Regions from separate parts of the Mus musculus genome. Here region 2 is linked to region 1. A link is a loop called in an ENCODE intact Hi-C map of the cell type or tissue named here. Cell type or tissue: left cerebral cortex. All regions are shown on one strand. Each heading gives the region's core, and the rest is flanking DNA. Links, peaks and the distances in the headings are about the cores only. Region 1 has its middle 250 kb from the start of Gm51890. Region 2 overlaps Tenm2 (teneurin transmembrane protein 2).

Region 1 (8,335 bases), core at 203-8,202:
TTGCTTCAGCAGTCAGGATGCAGCCAGTGAGAGCTGTTGCTGCTAAATCCATGACCTCATGGCTCCCATTTAGAGTGGCTCTTCCTACTTCAATTAACCTCATCAAGCCTTCCCTAACATTGCCAGAGGATAGTACAGTCTAGGTAATCACTCATGGTTGTTCAAATACTTCTAGGTGATTGTATATGCTATCGACTTGACAATATTAACCAATATAAAAGACTTTCAAAAAGGCTTGGAAATCTCTATCTTTTTGCCAGAGTACAGAACTAAGAAACACTTCAAGTGTTCAGGACTGTTTCCTTGCAGGCTGCCCTTCATGGTTTTCTTAATGAATTATTCTCAGCACGAATAAACCTTCTGCTGCCCCATGACAAAAATCAACCTAACATATACACAGGAAGGTCTTATCAGAAATCCCAGGGACCTTACTATCCATTGAAGCATTCTGTTGTGAATATATTTCTTCCTGAGAAAGAAGGGAAGAGGAGCTTGTGTTTATTCTTTTTCTTTGAACCTGCTTCATTCATAGAACTTTAGTGAAGGGCAAGGTAGAAGCTAAACAATTGCAGAAATAAATCCACAGTTAAGGACTGATACATATGTAGTCAGATGCATACGTCCACAGCTGTCAAGTATGTATATTAAGTGGATACAATTTGTGGGTGTGTGGCTCCGGTACCTACACGTTAAAAACCTGGAGATGGACACTAGAGATATGGTAGAGAATATAATAGACAGCAATATTTTTGTTCAAGATCTAAGAATCTTCGTCTTAAGATTGACTAACATAGGTTATTAACCCCCACTGAGGCCCATGCACCAATCCCAATGCAAAGGTATTTAACAAAAGCTTCCCATTTGGAATCAAACCTTTCCTTTGTCAACAAGTGTGCTTAACACTGCTGCAAGCAAAGCTGTACAAAATGCACCTTTTCTCTTTCCTGGGGCCTGTGCCTCTTGCTGTTAGTGCAAGTGACCAGCAAAGCAGGGAGCTTTTGTGTTCAATTTCTTACGTGCACAAGCAGAGGGACAGGGCACAGTAAAGGTGGAACTTAGCTGGTAGAGCTGGGAAGGGTGGTGCACAGAGCTTCCTCTTCTCCAGAACTCCTCTGTTCCCCAGCCAAAAGCCTCTGAACATATTGGGCACTGCCTCTCCTACTCAGGAAAATGGGAGCCACTCCTCTAAACAAAGGAAGAGAGGCCTACATTCAAAATCTAACTCGGCGTTCTGGCCATGAGCTGTGAGAGACAGCTCTAAGTCTCTGAATCAGATCTTTCTGTTGGTGAACCTACAAATGCACCCAGGCACCAGCAGTGCTAAGCTGCAAACACTGCACAAACTCTACCTGCATCACCAGGCAGCTCTGAGGTTTTGGTTAGATAAACCTCAGTTCAAATTCCAGCTCTCCCATTGGTAAATGGAAAAGGGTCATTGGTGATGCTATGGGGTGAGATTGATGTGTCCTGTCTCCTTTGGGGTTTCCAATCTGGTACCTTTGCCAGTCATAAGGCTCTTCGTTCTTTTCATCTCTCAAACTGTAGTATTAGAACCTGTACAGAATTGTTGACAAGATAATATTGGAGGGCCTGGTGTTTGGTGGAGGCGCAGAATTACAATAATCTTAGTGCTTGCCTTATTACTGTTGACTATGTTGAATTGTTTGCCTCTGCATTTCTCTGTAACACAATCCCGGATTTACCTCACTTCCCTCATTAGCTACTGAGTAGTAGCGGGAGAAGCAGCTTGCTTGGCCTGGACCTTAGCCATGTGGACTTTCACAGCGGGCAGATCTGAGTGAGGGTCCTTCTCTGCCATTTCCCTGGGTTAGACATCCTGCCCAGCCTCTCTGGACTTATTCATCTATTAGATGGCAAAAAAAAAAAAAAAAAAAAAAAGTGTTCACACCATAAGAATGATCCCTCTTCTTAAGTAGTATGTGGTTTGTTGGGGGCGGTGACATCTGCCATCTTGTGGGGCATAATTGGGGAATAAAAGTTGGTTCGTTCCTCTAATCGTGCAGCCTACAGTCTGGAGACTTTGTTAGAGGACTTAAAAGGTATATCATATCACAAGGGGAAAATTGCACCTACAAAATATTTTTTAAAAGAAAACAAACATGTCATGAAAACTTATAATAAGGGAAATTTGCCCTAGCAAGAGAGATCACAGGTCTCTCCTGAGCACGAAGGATAAATACGAGTTTTCAGGATGAAGGCAGGGAGGGGAAGAAACTCCTAACAAGCTCTCTGCATATGTTCCTCATTAGCATCACAAGCATATGATCACCTTCTTGCTAGAATGTGAACTCAAAGAATACAGGCAGGGTGTCTGTCATCTTCTGTCACCTCGAAGACAGAGCCTTGAAGGGAACAAGTGCTAGTAGGTAATCGCCGTGTTTGCTGAATGAAATTAAAATACTATGTCTGTGTATCACGGCTTTATCCGGGATGCAATTAAGAATGAAACATATTTCAGCCAAAATAGCATGGTCCTTGGGTTGTGGTAAACCATATCCTTGTTCCTGTTGTGGAAAGAAGGTTACATCCTATCTGGCTCTTGGTCTCTTGTGTATAGCGTAGGAAAAGGACTTCCACTACTCAGCCAAGCCATAAGCAGCATTAATGTCATTTCTATGAAAACATTGGCAAAAATCAGGCATGTAGTTTTTCAAGGTCTGCATGTTGCTGGAGTCCAGCCAGGTGCAGCTAGGGGCCAGAGAATGCTATCACCAGCCGTCCACCAGGTCTTCCCCTTAGTGGAAATGCCCAGGGCTCGTAACTATGCTGCATTCTCTCTCCAGTGGCTTAGAGTCAGATCCGGGAGTTTAGATTTAGGGAGGCATCCAGTTATAATTGACTGGCATTTGGAATAGTATACTGGGGCCCCATTTGCATTTGGGTTAACCATGCAGTCTCTGGACAGAATAAAATCAAATAATTCATGGGCAGCGCAAGCATGAGTCTGCACATGGCAACCAGGCAGTACACGTTTAGCTGTTGTTACTAGTATAACTGCCAGGCCCTGCTGCATTTCCCCCCCAATTATTCCAAAACTGAATCAGCCGTTTCTTTTGGAATTCTCTGACAAACAAACAAAAAAAGAAACTGTTTTCTGAGGCTTGGAAGCCTCGCTTCCCTATTTCCGCGCCCCCAGGGGCAGGTTTAGGGCCACCACCTGGCAATCCAGAGGAGGCAAGGCTGCAGCTGAGAAGGCTCCAGGAAACCCGGTCTTCCCTGGGCTTTGCCCTCTCCTCTGCTTCGCTCTGCATTCCTAACCCTGGAAGGAACGGTCTGGGTCCAGCCGAGCACTGGGCATGCTCGCGAGCCGGGGCAGGCTCCGGGAGTCCGCAGGATGCGTAGGCTGGCGATGCTCCCTAGTTCGCAGAACCCCGGTTGCAGCCGTGGTGCATCGGGTTTAGCAGAGCAGAGTCCTCGGTGCGTGCAGCTAGGGAACCCGGTCTGCCCGGGACAAGCCCAGAACCGAACTGAACTCTATGAGGCCCGGGCTTGGCGCGCTCAGTTTCTGCTCTTGGAAACGCCCGGCTGGAAGAGGGGGGCGGGGGGGGGCGGGATATCTCTGCAGACAAAGGGGTACACGTTCCCCTAGCGCCCCTCTTTACCAGCCAAGAACCCTTTCCGGGGCTCGCTACCCCTTAGATCTAAAGGCACCAACCCAGCCCGGGCCTGTGCGCGCTCTAGGGGCAGGGGATTGGCTCTCACTTCCCACGGAGGGACAGCGCGGGAGGGCGGGCGGCCGTAGAGCGGAGCTCTGCGCCTCTGTGTGCGCGAGTGTGCGCGAGTGTTTGCATGTGTGTGTTTGCGTGTGTGTGTATGTGTGTGTGTGCGCGCGCGCGCGCGCGAGTTTATATGTGTGTGCGCGCGTGTGTGTCTGTGCGGCGCGCGGGCGGGCGCGTGTGTGCGCGTGCAGGAGCCACTGGGTGTGCGTTGCGTGTGTTATGGGTTTGATTCCAGAGCAGGTTGCACATTGGTCCTGGGTGGCTCGCAGGCTCAGGTCGTGCTTGGGCGTCCTCCTCCTAATCGTTTCTGAAGTAGCAGTTCCAGCAGCAGCAGCGGCAGCCGCAAGCAGCGGCAGCCGCGGCAGCAGCGGCAGCGGCGCCTCCGCAGCAAAGCCTGAACTGTGCAGAAGCAGCGAGCACCGTTTGGGGAGTCGGGGGGCGGGTAAGAGGGAGGAGGGAGAAAGCCTGGCTAGATCTTTGGGATTATTTTTTTTCCCCTTCTTTCCCTCTCTCTCTTTCTGGAGGGTGTGTGTTGTCCCCTCGAAGTGAAGGAATTTTGCTCCAAAGCGAGCTGGGACCGAAGACTCTAGGCTAAGTTCTCTCTCTATGTAGATGGTGTCAGGGAGCGAAGCTACTGACCGAGCTGCTGGTAAATGTTTTTCACTTCTTACTCTTTAATGCTTAAGGCTTTTTTCCCCCTTGTTTCTTTTTTTTTTTCCTTTCTTTCTTTCTTCCCCGTTTCCTTTCTGTTGCTCTTCATTCTGCAATCGCTCCTGAATCGCTGCAGTTCTCTCTCCCTTGCCTTGCGTTTGTGCAGTTTGCAACTTGTTTCATGGTTTTCTGTGTATTTTTTTTTTTCTCCCTTCATCCTCAGATGAATGCTGGAACATTTAAATTCGGCACTTCGGGAGGTCATCATTAGTTGCATGAGTTTGGGGGCGGGGAGGGGAAGACTGGTAGAGTCGGCTGTTATTTCCCTGCAGAAGGACTTGACGCTTTTCTTTCTAATGTTCATCGCAATTATAGGGATTCTTTTAGGATTCATTTTAACATTGCATTGATGTTTAAGGTTATCGGCTCTCCAGGATTACAAGGCGGTTTGACTCAGTTTTAACAGCGTGACCAATGTCAGTGATTCCAGACCTACTGTACGGTACACGCTGCCTAAAATATTCAAAATTGCAGGAAGAATCCTTGGCATTCCGAAAGAGAATTTCTTTAAAATGCTGTTTTTGCATTACATTGCTGTAGATTTGCAGGAAGCAATAGTAGACACGGCTTTTCATGTGGCTTGCAAAGATAATAAACAGATAAGTGGCTCGGTGCATCTTCTACTCTACTGACTGAGCTATGGCTAAATTTACTTAATAATAAATTTAGGGCTTTGAAGAAGCAGGAAGGATGCTGGTATTGTTTTATTCAAAACTGTGAGGCATACAGAGCTTGCTAACCTCAGACCAGCCCTTTCTCAGCTCTTACTTGAAGTGGCATCTTGTCAAATGGGGAGAGAGAGAATAGTTTCTGCTGTACACATGGAATGAAATTATTTAAAATAGCCAGCATAATGCATGCAAATTGGACCCTTACTCTTTTCTTTAAAACACCAGAATTCACTCTGCCACCCTTGCTGCCAGGATCCATGTTCAACATTATTTTTAATATCACATTTAATAGTTCTTTGATGCAGTCAAATAATTTGAGTCCTTTAGAGGGTTTTGAGTAGTTACGATATTTCATTTGTCTTCCTTGTTCTTCCCCTTAAGTTTTCAGTTCCTGTTCAGTAGAAAAATTGAAGGGTCAATAAGTGAAGGTAAATCAGTCATTTAGAAGGGCCGGAGTTTAGAATTTCTGCTCAGCCATGGAGACATGAAATGGATCATGGAAAGTGTATGGCAGGAAGGGGGGTGGTGCTCGTGCATTCTCACCCTCAGATGCTCAGGATCTAAGCGCGGGTGGGAGACTCAGGTTAGGGATGCTCCGAGGCCCATGGGCTTTGCCCAGGGAGAATATTATTCTGTCACGAAGACTGCCTCTACTGTATGGTAGTCACCTCCAGAGCAGCAGGCTGCCATGGTATGGGAAGCTTGGTTTGCAGTCATACTGTTAAACTTTGCTTTGATGCAAACTTAACTGGCTTTGTGAGAACTGCAGAAGGCAGGTAGTATATTCAGGAGTAAAAAAAGAAAAGAAAAGAAGAGAAAAGAAAAAAAGAAACCATTTGTAAATTAAGTCAACTCTTCAGGTTCTGTTTTACATAAGAGAAAAGCTACCTTAAACCATGACACTGATTCACCTGTGCTGTTTCCCCTAGGGTTGACAAAAGCCATTCTCAAAATTCCTGAGATCAGAGCCTTATTTCTGCCCGTGTATGCTTCTAATAAAAAAGAGGCATCTTATTTGTAAAGAGAGTACTTCTTACTCAGGACTCTCTTGAGGTAGCAATATTGCCATTTTAGAATATTTTCATGGGCCCTTAAGTTTACCATTTTGATTAAATTGGAGGAGAAAAACACTCCTCTTCCATTCATTTAGGACAGTTTTTGACTGGAGTGTTTGCTTGTAGGAGTCATAAAGAAACAAAACTGCATGCACATAGTGAATCCTAGTCCTCTGACCATAAGGTTTCTAAAGCAACTTACTCTCCTCCTCCTGTGACCATTTCCAGGACAGCGTACCCCACGCAGAGCAGCTTCAGTAGTAGTCCACAACACTTCCAGGCATGGTCACTAAGAGATAACTGAGCAAGCTCAAGTCTTCTTTTGATGGGTCCATAGGGCAAAATATGCACACCTTTAAATACACACATCACAATTAGCTTCCATTTCAGCAGCCTCACAACCTCTGAAGCCCAGGAGTATGTTTATTTAGGGAACACGTTTCTTTCCTGCAGAGTTGTTTTTTGTTTTATCTTATTTTGGCTTGTTTCTCCACCCCAACCCTCTGTGCACTTCTAGTTTCCTGGCAACTTCTAGAAGGCTCGGATATTTTTCTGTTAAACTATTAAACACATCTATGCTTTTGACTCAATGACAAGCTATGCTACTATTCCACTAACCGGATTTGCATTACTATAACATGGTTCTCTATGATAGCATTTCTGTGGCTTGTTGGCATCACTGACGTTTGGTTTTGTTTTGTTTTGGGGTTTTTTGTGGTTGTTGTTTTTTATCATTAAGCTTGTCCTTAAATCTTCACTAAGACCCTTTAACTTCTGCGCCTGATGTTGATTTCAGGTTAAGGTATCAAAATAGTATCATCATCTTGATGGTAAATTAGGGAGTTCATTCTCAATTGGTCTGCTAGTGACATGTCAGTATGTGCAAAAAGCCTTGCACTTCCTAGAGAAGGTAACATTTTTTTTTAAAGAGGGCTGTGTAGAAAGACAGGTGTCTGAGGCTGTGGGTTCACAGACTTTGACAGTTCTGTCTGACTCTATTGTTAGAGTTCCTGTTCCCATCTTTATAAGAATGGAGATTTCTCTGCATGTCCAAAGTGTTGATTCTGCTAGACCTACAGACTGTTTCTTAACATTGATTGCCATTCTTTTTCGTTGTATGAGTGAAAGGATCCTCAATGTACCTGTGTGCTTTAAAGGAGGACCTGCATTGCCCTGCCCATTCCTAGATTTTTCCGTTTGACCTGACTGATTTGGAGAGGTGATTTCTGCTGAAATAAAATCAAGGTCATTTCCAAGGGCTTAAAAAATATATCCCTCCCCATCTGAGGGCTAAAAGTTAAACTGCTAGTAAGATTTGGAGAGGTAGGACTTACTGTCAAACTCCTTATCTCACACATGGCTATGGACAAAGCATTTTTTTTTTCCTCATTACTTGACATGGAGTAACAGTTCTAGTCTTTGATCTGATACTGACTCTTGCTAACCTCAATGTGTTCTTCACACTCTCCATTCTACACCCAGAAGAAGTGAAAGAGACTTTCAGCCAAAAGATAGAACCTGGATACTTGCATTTTTAAAAAGGTATTTTCAGTGAAAAGATAGGTAACAATATTTGATGAAATGAGATAAATTTTGCAATCAGGGAATACTGCAAGTAATGTGTATTTACCCTACCAGTCATTTTAAAGAATTTCTTCTGCTGAGAACAGAAGTATCTGCTCTTTGTGTAGCAGCTTTGCCAAAGTAGCCTTTGTTTTTCTGGCGTTTAGTTTGATTTAGAAAAGAAATGGTTCCATTGTTTAAGAATGTGTGCTATCAGCAACATGTAGTTGTTTTTACTTTCTTGTTCTCTTTTCCGTGCTAAGAAAGACAAAGCACTTGCTAATTTAATTATTTTAGATACACTGAGAGTTGTCTTGCTGATATTTCCAAAGGCTTCATAAGCTAAAGAAGCAAATAACTCGTTCACTAAAATCCGTCTGTCTCTGCAGAATCCATTCAATATATACCCCCAGTGTGATTCTGAACTTGAAGTAGTACAGCTTTCAAAAATCAGTTCCTCCATAGCAAACCATGAAGAACTCTAAGAAATTGTCCCCAAAATGAAGTTCCTTTTGATTTCTTGTTTGTTCTGGTTTTGTTTTGTCTTGTTTTTCCTGAAAGTCTTCCATTGGTCCATCTGCCCTCTGCCCTCAGC
Region 2 (8,335 bases), core at 245-8,244, 560 kb after region 1:
CAATTGGCCAATCAATAACTATTGGGAACAGATGTCATTCAAAGTGGCATTTTAAGAAGGTTATTCTGGCTTGTGAGGGATGAATTGGAGAAGAAAGAAAACCTCTTCAAATGGTTGTTTTCAATAAGCTGTGTCATGACAGGGGGAGAGGTGTCTCAACTAACAGGGCGATAATAGGAAAGTGCTGGTGTGCCACAGATTAGCTGTTTTATATGTTAGAGCTGATTCAAGGTCACACCTAGAATAATGTCACTCTCCTTCACTGGAATCTGAAGTGCCTTCTTGAGAAGAGAAGGGGATGGTGCTACAATCTGATATAGGAGTTGGCAGGGCCCTAACAATGTCCTCAGGAAGGATACTGCATATCTGTACCATGCTTGTGTCTTCCACAGACAGAGAAGGACTACAGGAAAGAATAGCTGGAACAGAACAGAAATCAGGATGAGGCTGGGGTCTGGAAATGAAGCCTCAAGATCTTTGAAAAATGTGGGAGTGGTGTTTGGTGGGTGCAGGAAATTGAATGATTGCGACAAAGGAAAGAAATGAACCAGGACTGTCTTAGAGATCTTTACATTTGACACTGATGGGGACATTCAGAGAGAAAGCTTGCTTTGAGGGCAGATTCACTGGTCTGGTTGTAGAACTTGTTGGGTTTTTAAGTGCATTATTCAAGTGGAAAGACCCAGAGGGCAGTGTCAATAACTAGATCGTGTAAGGAAGGTCAGAGTGGAAAGAAGTCTTCCTGTGTCATCCATTTGGGAGGCGATTAAATATTATGTTTTCCATTTTTAAAATGTTAAAGGAGTTGAGAGGATTTCCTCACAACGCAGAGGTTGCCATGTCAAAGCATGTGCTGTGTGCTAAGAGCAAACTCCACACACAACACATGCATTCTTTATTCCTAGCGACAGGCCATGAGGCACAGAGACTCATGTTCCTTTTAAGGCAAGAGGTTATCCACAAAGAAGAAAATGATGTGGTCAAGGTCACGTAGCAAGCTGGGGCCAGGAATCTAGTAACATCAACGCCAGAATATAAACTACAGTCTAAGCAGGTACATGTGAAGATATGCTATAGAGAAGTAAGTCATAGAAAGTCACACTCCAATTAGAAATATTAATCTTTGGTAGCCCACCCTCATTCAAGAGACCTTAGAAAAAATATCATATCTAATAAGCTATATTTACCTACCTCCTCCCTGCATATGTGATCAAAATGAGGAACACCACTAATGGCCATTTACGGCTTTAAAACATCTTTTTGCCTTGTCTTGAGTTGATTTCTTTTCATCTTTCATTGTCTGTCATTTGCTCGCCCAGTCTCCCCATGCCACGCCCCCACTTCTGTGACGCTGAAATAGACGCACCCTGGTAGCTGAATCTTTATTTCTATTGTCAGAAAATTGTTCAGTCCACATATTCCCTCACCTAAAGTTAATTTTACCTCTAGACCCTGTATCAATAATGTCACTCTGAGGCTGCTGCTTTCAATGTGCTCTGAAAAAATTCTGTGGAGAGTTTGGAATTCAACCCTTTCAGAAAGCAGGAGCCTTACAGCTTCTCTTCCACTCTGAGTCCTCTGTCCTCTGGCCAGCAGCTTTCTGTTCAGCCACTGTGTGTTCTCCACTCCTTTTACCGCCTTAATAATCAGTAGAGTTACATCTGAGCGTATCCAAGATGGGGGTACTTCTTTATTTGGGTCCAAGCAAAACACATATCCTTCTATTGGCAGAGCATGAAAAGAGTTATGCTCTGGCATAACAAGATTAAGCAAGCCCACTTTGAATACCACATTGTGACTGGGGCAGGCAAAAGTGTCTTATTCTTTTTGCACCAATTCAAATTCTACATCTGGCTCACATAGGAATTCCAAACTACAAGATGCTGAGGGTCCTCGGGCAGACTCTTAGACTATGACGTGGTAGAAATTCAAAGAAGGACTATTGAGTTATCTCGTTATTGTTGTTTAGGTTTTGTTTTGTTTTTCCTGAATTGGTAAGTGTTCTAAGTCTGGTGCATGGATTTGACCTTCTGATCTTACAGAAACATGATTTTGAGGAGATGGTCCATCGAAAGGTTGGGCGTCTCCTCTTCCTGCGAGCTCACGACTGTGTTGGCTCAGGTTACCATGGAAAAACAGGCAGTTATCTCACCAATAACTAACTTCTACCAAATACTTGACCTTGGAATCAGCAATTTACATCCTTATAAAAGAGGTCACTGAGGGAATTTAACTGTGTAATCCTGGCCCCCGTGTGGCTAGAGGACAGTGGAAATAGAACAAAGCTCATGAGGCAGCCCTGGAAGTGATTTGAATGGGCAAATCATTTCTTTGCCACTTTGTTTTTTTTTTTTTTTTTTAAAAAATGGAGCCTCCTTTTAAAATAGTCGAGGAAGGTAGGAAGATGCAGTGTAAGTCCATGGCAAATAGTGCCTCAAAAACTCTGCCCCAGGACTCCAGAAAGCCACCAGTCATCACATTTGGAGGGAAACCAGGGAGAATTTAGGTGTGTGCGTTACAAAAAGCTTCTTCCCTAAGACCTTTCCTTCAAACACTATGTCTCCCTTTTATTGTGCCTTTCTTTCTAAAAAACTAAGGGAGAAAAATCACCTTTTAAACTTGAGCCAAGAAACACTATTTTTGCAAGTGCTAATATTTTAGGGTGGGTTCCTCTTTTTTTTTTTTTTTTTTAAGACAATTATCAAGACGAAGCATTTGTTTCTTCTTTTGTTTACCCGTGGCAGTTTGTCAGCAGTTATGGTAAGTAGACTTCCATCTGCCAGTAAAACTACATTGCAAATTGCCGTAGAAATTAGCAGCTTTCATTTTTGCCTACATAAATAAATATGCGAAATAAATTGCACACAAATGCATCCTTTAAAAAAAAAATCACAGGTACACACCGCACAGTTAAATGCCAATCAGACAAAACCAGAGACACACTGCGATTATCTCAGTTTTCAAACCTGGAAGATACACGGATGTGTTTCTAAATGAGAGAGGCCGCGGATCATGCTCGCTGAGATAAAAACAGAAGCTGCCAGACACCGCACTGTGGCTTTATTCTCAGAGTCCCCTGCCTGAAACCCCGCTCTATCTTTTCTCCGTGTGTGTATGTGCTCTCTCTCTCTCTCTCTCTCTCTCTCTCTCTCTCTCTCTCTCTCTCTCTCTCTCTCTCTCTCTCTCTCTCCTGTCTCTCCCTCTGCTCTCCCTCTCTCTCCCTCCCTCTCCCTCCATCTCTCCCTCTCCTCGCTGTCTTCCCTTGCTCATTGTTCTCTCTCCCCCTGCCTTTGATGCACATACGTTGTCACATTCCATCGACTCCTCTCTTCTCTGTTCTTACACTCAAGCCTGGCGGTGCTTTCGCCAGGCAGCAAGCAGCAGCGTCTCCTGCGAGTTTTAGTCATGTGTGCAGCTCAGCTTGATCGAGCGTTCCTTTTCTGCCTTTTCACTCTTACAAAAGATTAAAAGGTGGCGTCACATTGCTCCCCTGTTCCTTCCTGCAGGAGGGACTTAAAAGGGACAACAAAAACTAATCACTCTCAATAAGTATTTTTCTTGCTGGCAAAAAAATAAATAATAATAAAGAAAGGAAAGGAAAGAAAAAAGAAAAAAATAAATAGAAAGGAAAGAAGGCAGAGAAGGGGAAAGGCGAGGGGGTGGACTTAGCGGTGGTGTAATTTGAGCCCGTGGTGAGGATTGGAGCGAGCTAGCGATGCTGCACACTGCTAACAAGGGAAGGAAGCCTTCAGCTGAGGCAGGTAAGAGCGCCGAGCCGATCGGAGGGTTTGACCGAGTGGCTTAGTTAAATTTCTGTTTTCACCGGTTTTATAATTGAGAAAGGCATCTGCAGCAGAAGCCGATTTTTCAGTCGGCTTCCTTTTGTTTAACATAGAAAGTACCTGTATTAATTTTGATGAATTAGAGCATGCAGCAAATTCAATTGAAAATAGATTTGTATAGTAAATGCATTTATATGGAATGATTTTTTTCCTCCCTTTTATTTAAGGGGAGAGATGAGAAATATGATTTTGATCAGAATAGCACTTTGCATTACGTTAAATTCTAAACAGCTAAGGGAAGGGGGAAACATAATTCAATTGATACTGTTTTTGAACTCCAGGACTTAAGCCCTGGGAAGACAGATGGTATTTGAAATTTTTTCCTCTTTCTGAACTTCTGATGCGTTATAATAATTTCTCACCGGAGGTATCGGCAAAGGGCAGAGTTTATTTAAGTCTGGCTGCTTGGGTGTGTTTGGCTTGGCTCTTGTGGGTGAGGCGCATCTCGAATCTCCTGAACCTGAGGCAGGTTGACGGTTTCTAAATGGAGACTAAGTGTTGTCCCAAATGAAATATGAACTTAAAACATCAGGTGAGGGCACGCCTTAGAGAGGCATCCAGTAAATAATTAGGAGAACCGAGTTATGACAGTTTGGAGGGGGAGTTAACTCTGGAAGTGCTGTTGGATAAAGCTTTCTGGATTCGAGACCCCCTTAATGGCAGAGGGGGCTAATTAGAGACTCAAGTGGGAACTTTGATTTAAGCCCCCAAATCTAGGATACCTGTAGTGCTCTTCTAGAGGTAGCTTTAGGTGGACATTCCTTTTGTGCGCTATGAATGGGAACTCTGGATTGTATCTGGTGGCATTTCTCCTTTGACAAGCTCGGGGATGACGCTTTAAAGGGCTCGTATCTATTTTCACGGTGAACAAACAGAGACTATGCTCTATCCTTGAATCATCTCTCAGCACAGGGTGTTTGTGGCCGCAGATGTTGTTTTTAAAGTTTGGGCTATTTGCTGTTAATCTCACTTTTGGTGGATTTTGTTTTCATTGCCTCTGCTGTTAAAAAAAAAAAAAAAATGAAATTGTGACCGGCATGAATGAACTGATATTTGAGAATGGAGAAATATAATACAAATAAGCCAACTTTTGAAATTAAGCGTGACCAGAAATCTGAGTCCTATCCAGGTTTTTGACAAGCGTTACCCGACGTATTTAAGTTGGTTTTTAAATTACCTTGGTGGGCATAGGGGAAGTTCCTTACAAGTGTGCTGTTTGATTAAAGAGAATGCTTCCTGGGAAGGGAATATGGAAAGGTGATGGCCGTGCCTCTAGGCTTGGCCCTAGGAAAAACTGCCCTTCTATGGCTCTGTGGAGTTCAGTGAGCACAGAAAGATAGTATTTCACACATTTGTGTCGTGATAGAATGTTTTCTTGCTTAGTTTCCAAACTGGACTGGCTGTTTAACACCTCTATCTGGAGTATCTTGTGTTGCCAGACCCACCTAATGGCATCTTGTACATGCAGCTCATGGATTCAGCCTTGAGAGGGCATGGGGACAGGCTCGGTACTGGGCAAGGAGGAACAAGTGGAAAGTGGCTCTGGTCAGACAACGTCTGGACAACATCCAGAGTTTATCCCGGGTAGGAGTTTCCTGGGAAGGTCCCGGTACAGGTGCAGGCAAACGGAATTATTTTCTGTGGATTGAAGAGAGAGAGAGAGAGATGGGATCCAGGAAAAGCCATACAGCCATGGGATGCTGGGTAGATGTGTTGGTAGACACTGGCAAATTTAAAAAATAGCCTCACAGGTAGTTTTCCTCCTCTTCAACTTAAGAAACTTGACAGAATCATAAAGTGGCTTTCTTCAGAATTCTTTCTCTGTGCTGCCTTCTTGAATGAACTCTTTTCTGATTCTTGGTACACCTAAACATTGACGGCTTTTTTTTTTTCTTTCTTTTTCTTCTTCTCCCTCCACCGCTCCCCCCGGCAATTTTTTTCTAATGATAAGGATTATGCTTTAAAAGAGTGGTACGGGTTCAGAAAATATGCCCAGGTACCGTAACTTTATCACATATATTTTCTTCCTCTGTATATGAAAATGACTTCCTCAAGGTGAGGCAGTCATAAGTTTTAAATTATACCTTGTCCACTTACCACCACATGAGCCTCTGTCTCTCTCCTAGAAGGACACAGGACTAAAGTGCATGCAGAGAGTTGCCCTGTAACCCGGTGGCATCTCGGCTGGCTGGTGGCACTCTTTAGGGTAGATGGCAATCAGTGGTATCCCTACTCAAACTATCTGATTCATATAAATAGCATTTTTCTGACTTTTCCAGTAGATGTTGCTGGAGAGCAAAGAAAAGATTATTTCCACCCCCCACAGGAAAGAGAAGAAAAACTAGACTTACAAGAGGCAAAGAATCAGAGCCCTCTCTCCAAACTAATTTGCTAATTAATGAATTACATTGTATCATTACCTTTTATGTCTTTCTATAGAAAGCTATTCAAACTTGATTTAGATTTGTAAATGACAATTTGTCCTCCTTGGGCCCTATATATGATGTCTGTTTGCTGTTTTCCATTTTTGTTTTTGTTTTGTTTTGTTTTGTTTTAAATCAAGTTAGCTGCACATTGCTATTCAGAACATCCCATCCCTGAATGCAAAAACCCTTTAACATGCAAATATGATGTCAGAGGAAGAGCTGAAATAGAGTACCCGGAGAAGAGTAATGATCAAACGCATTATAAAAATATGCACCAGTTGCCAACAAGTAATGAAATATTAAGAAATTAAAAGCATGCAACCTCTAAAGTAATAGAATTTCATTGCTCTGAGACTGTTTTCCCACTGAATATTAAGTTCTTAATAGATGTACCAGTTAAAAAAACAAAACAAAAAACAAAAATCGAAAACCTACATGGTTTGTCAGTGAAGTTCTTTCATTATATGATGTTGAAAAATTAGCCCAATAGGATTTTCCTCAGAATGGGAAATGTAATTAACATTGGATATTAAGTGCCAGACTGACAAAGCAAAAGCCACACGGCTTGATGGGGGAAATAGAAACGCAAAAGCAAACAGGAGCAAGCGCTTAGAAGCTGAGGGGATCCACGCTGGAACTACTCTGCTGATAATCATTCTGATAAAATGACAAAGACATCCCAGGGGAACCCAGGATTCTAGTACCCAGACAGGAACTGATGCAATTTCAAGCAACCAATGACCTCTGTCTATGGGAATATTTGTTTTTAGATATGATCAATTAACCAATTTCAGTGGAGAAGGGGCATGTATTTTTTTTCCCCTCACAGAAGGGGATTGTTGGGCATCACAAAACCACTTTCGCACAGAAACAGAGTCCGACCTACGTCGGATAGCTTTTGGATCCTGTTACCTTAGGCAGACATGGCTCTGTGCTGGTGGATTTTCCTGATGCATTGAAGTATTTCTTCTGCACTTTTCACTCCTGAGGTGTGAAATGCTCCAGAGGCTGTTTTAATATAACAACCCCCATTTCTTCCTTCCTTCCTTTCTTTCTTTCTTTCTTTCTTTCTTTCTTTCTTTCTTTCTTTCTTTCTTTCTTTCTTTCTTTTCTGGGAAGGAAAGAGTTTATATTTAAAAGGCCTGAGTGTCAAGTACATCTATTTTGCAATTAGCACTAGAAGTCCACTGAGGTAAGGACAGCCCAGCTTTGTTCTTCGTTGATTTACGTACATATTTTGTTTGATGTGTAGTGGTTGGCTTGTTTTCTTCCTTTCTTAAAAAAAAAAAAAGTATAGCCTACATTTGCTGTATGATTGTATTTTCTGGGATTGTTTTACCTGTTGTTTGCACCTCTCTTCTTTCCTCATACCGTCTATAAAGTACTTCCTATATCAAAAGCACTACGAGTAAAATGCTCCCAAGCTTACCCAACAAAGAGAAACGTCTGCCCATCACTGACATCTTTATAGAAGTGGAAGCCACAGGGTGGACCTGGAAAGCACTGGTGAATACACCAAATGAGCCTCCCTCTGTCCCTCAGCAGAGCAGGCAAGAATAGGCTGGTGTGGATTGAGGGCATAGGAGAAATAGGAAATAGGAAAGAAGATGAAAACATGAAATATTGTGGGACAGCACCATCAGATGGAGCATGTAGGAAACATAGACCCCAAGCAATGAGGGATGCTACTGCCAGTAATGGGCTTTGAAGGACCAGACAAATTTGGGGTGCCCACGGGAAAGATGTCAGGCAGTTTGCAGACTAGTTGAAACTTGGTATGAGAGTAAGAAAAGAGTAGAATCATGACAGTAAAGTTTTCCCCAGGATTCTCTGAAACATCTGTCTAGATGACCTCTCTTCTCCAGCTACACTGCAACCTTCTGAAGCTATCAATGCTGCGACCGTATTAACTCACTTTTAAAGATATGTTGCTAGGACAAGAGGAGTGCATGCCTGGCCCCAAAGCTGGAGGCCAGTGCACCTTGCATTAGCTCAGTCACTGGTTGTAAAGTTGAGAACTAGAACTGAGAAGAGTGAATGTGGATGCTATTGTAATTATTGCGACTT

The links. A loop is a pair of places that touch in the nucleus more often than their neighbours do. Peaks named below come from ENCODE experiments on the same cell type or tissue, not always from the same donor. Only the 100,000 strongest peaks of a DNase experiment are listed, where the experiment ranks them.
Region 2: a loop joins it to region 1, with 15 times the contacts of the local background. A loop is called at or near these places in 5 of 42 quality-filtered maps.

The regions. Positions count from the first base shown.
Region 1 is chr11:37,231,891-37,240,225 of GRCm38, reverse strand. It overlaps a transcript of Tenm2 not described here. Among named protein-coding and RNA genes, the nearest start is that of Gm51890, 250 kb to the right of the region's middle. In left cerebral cortex, for the core only: no CTCF peak of the experiment used is centred there; DNase peaks (open chromatin) are centred at 4,969, 5,174, 5,703, 6,432 and 5 more places; H3K4me3 peaks cover 5,881 bases; H3K27ac peaks cover 3,879 bases.
Region 2 is chr11:36,672,895-36,681,229 of GRCm38, reverse strand. All of the region lies in intron 2 of Tenm2 (teneurin transmembrane protein 2), which reads left to right. Among named protein-coding and RNA genes, the nearest start is that of Gm51889, 20 kb to the left of the region's middle. In left cerebral cortex, for the core only: a CTCF peak has its summit at 6,124; DNase peaks (open chromatin) are centred at 4,475, 4,608, 5,295, 6,107 and 7 more places; H3K4me3 peaks cover 3,669 bases; H3K27ac peaks cover 4,694 bases.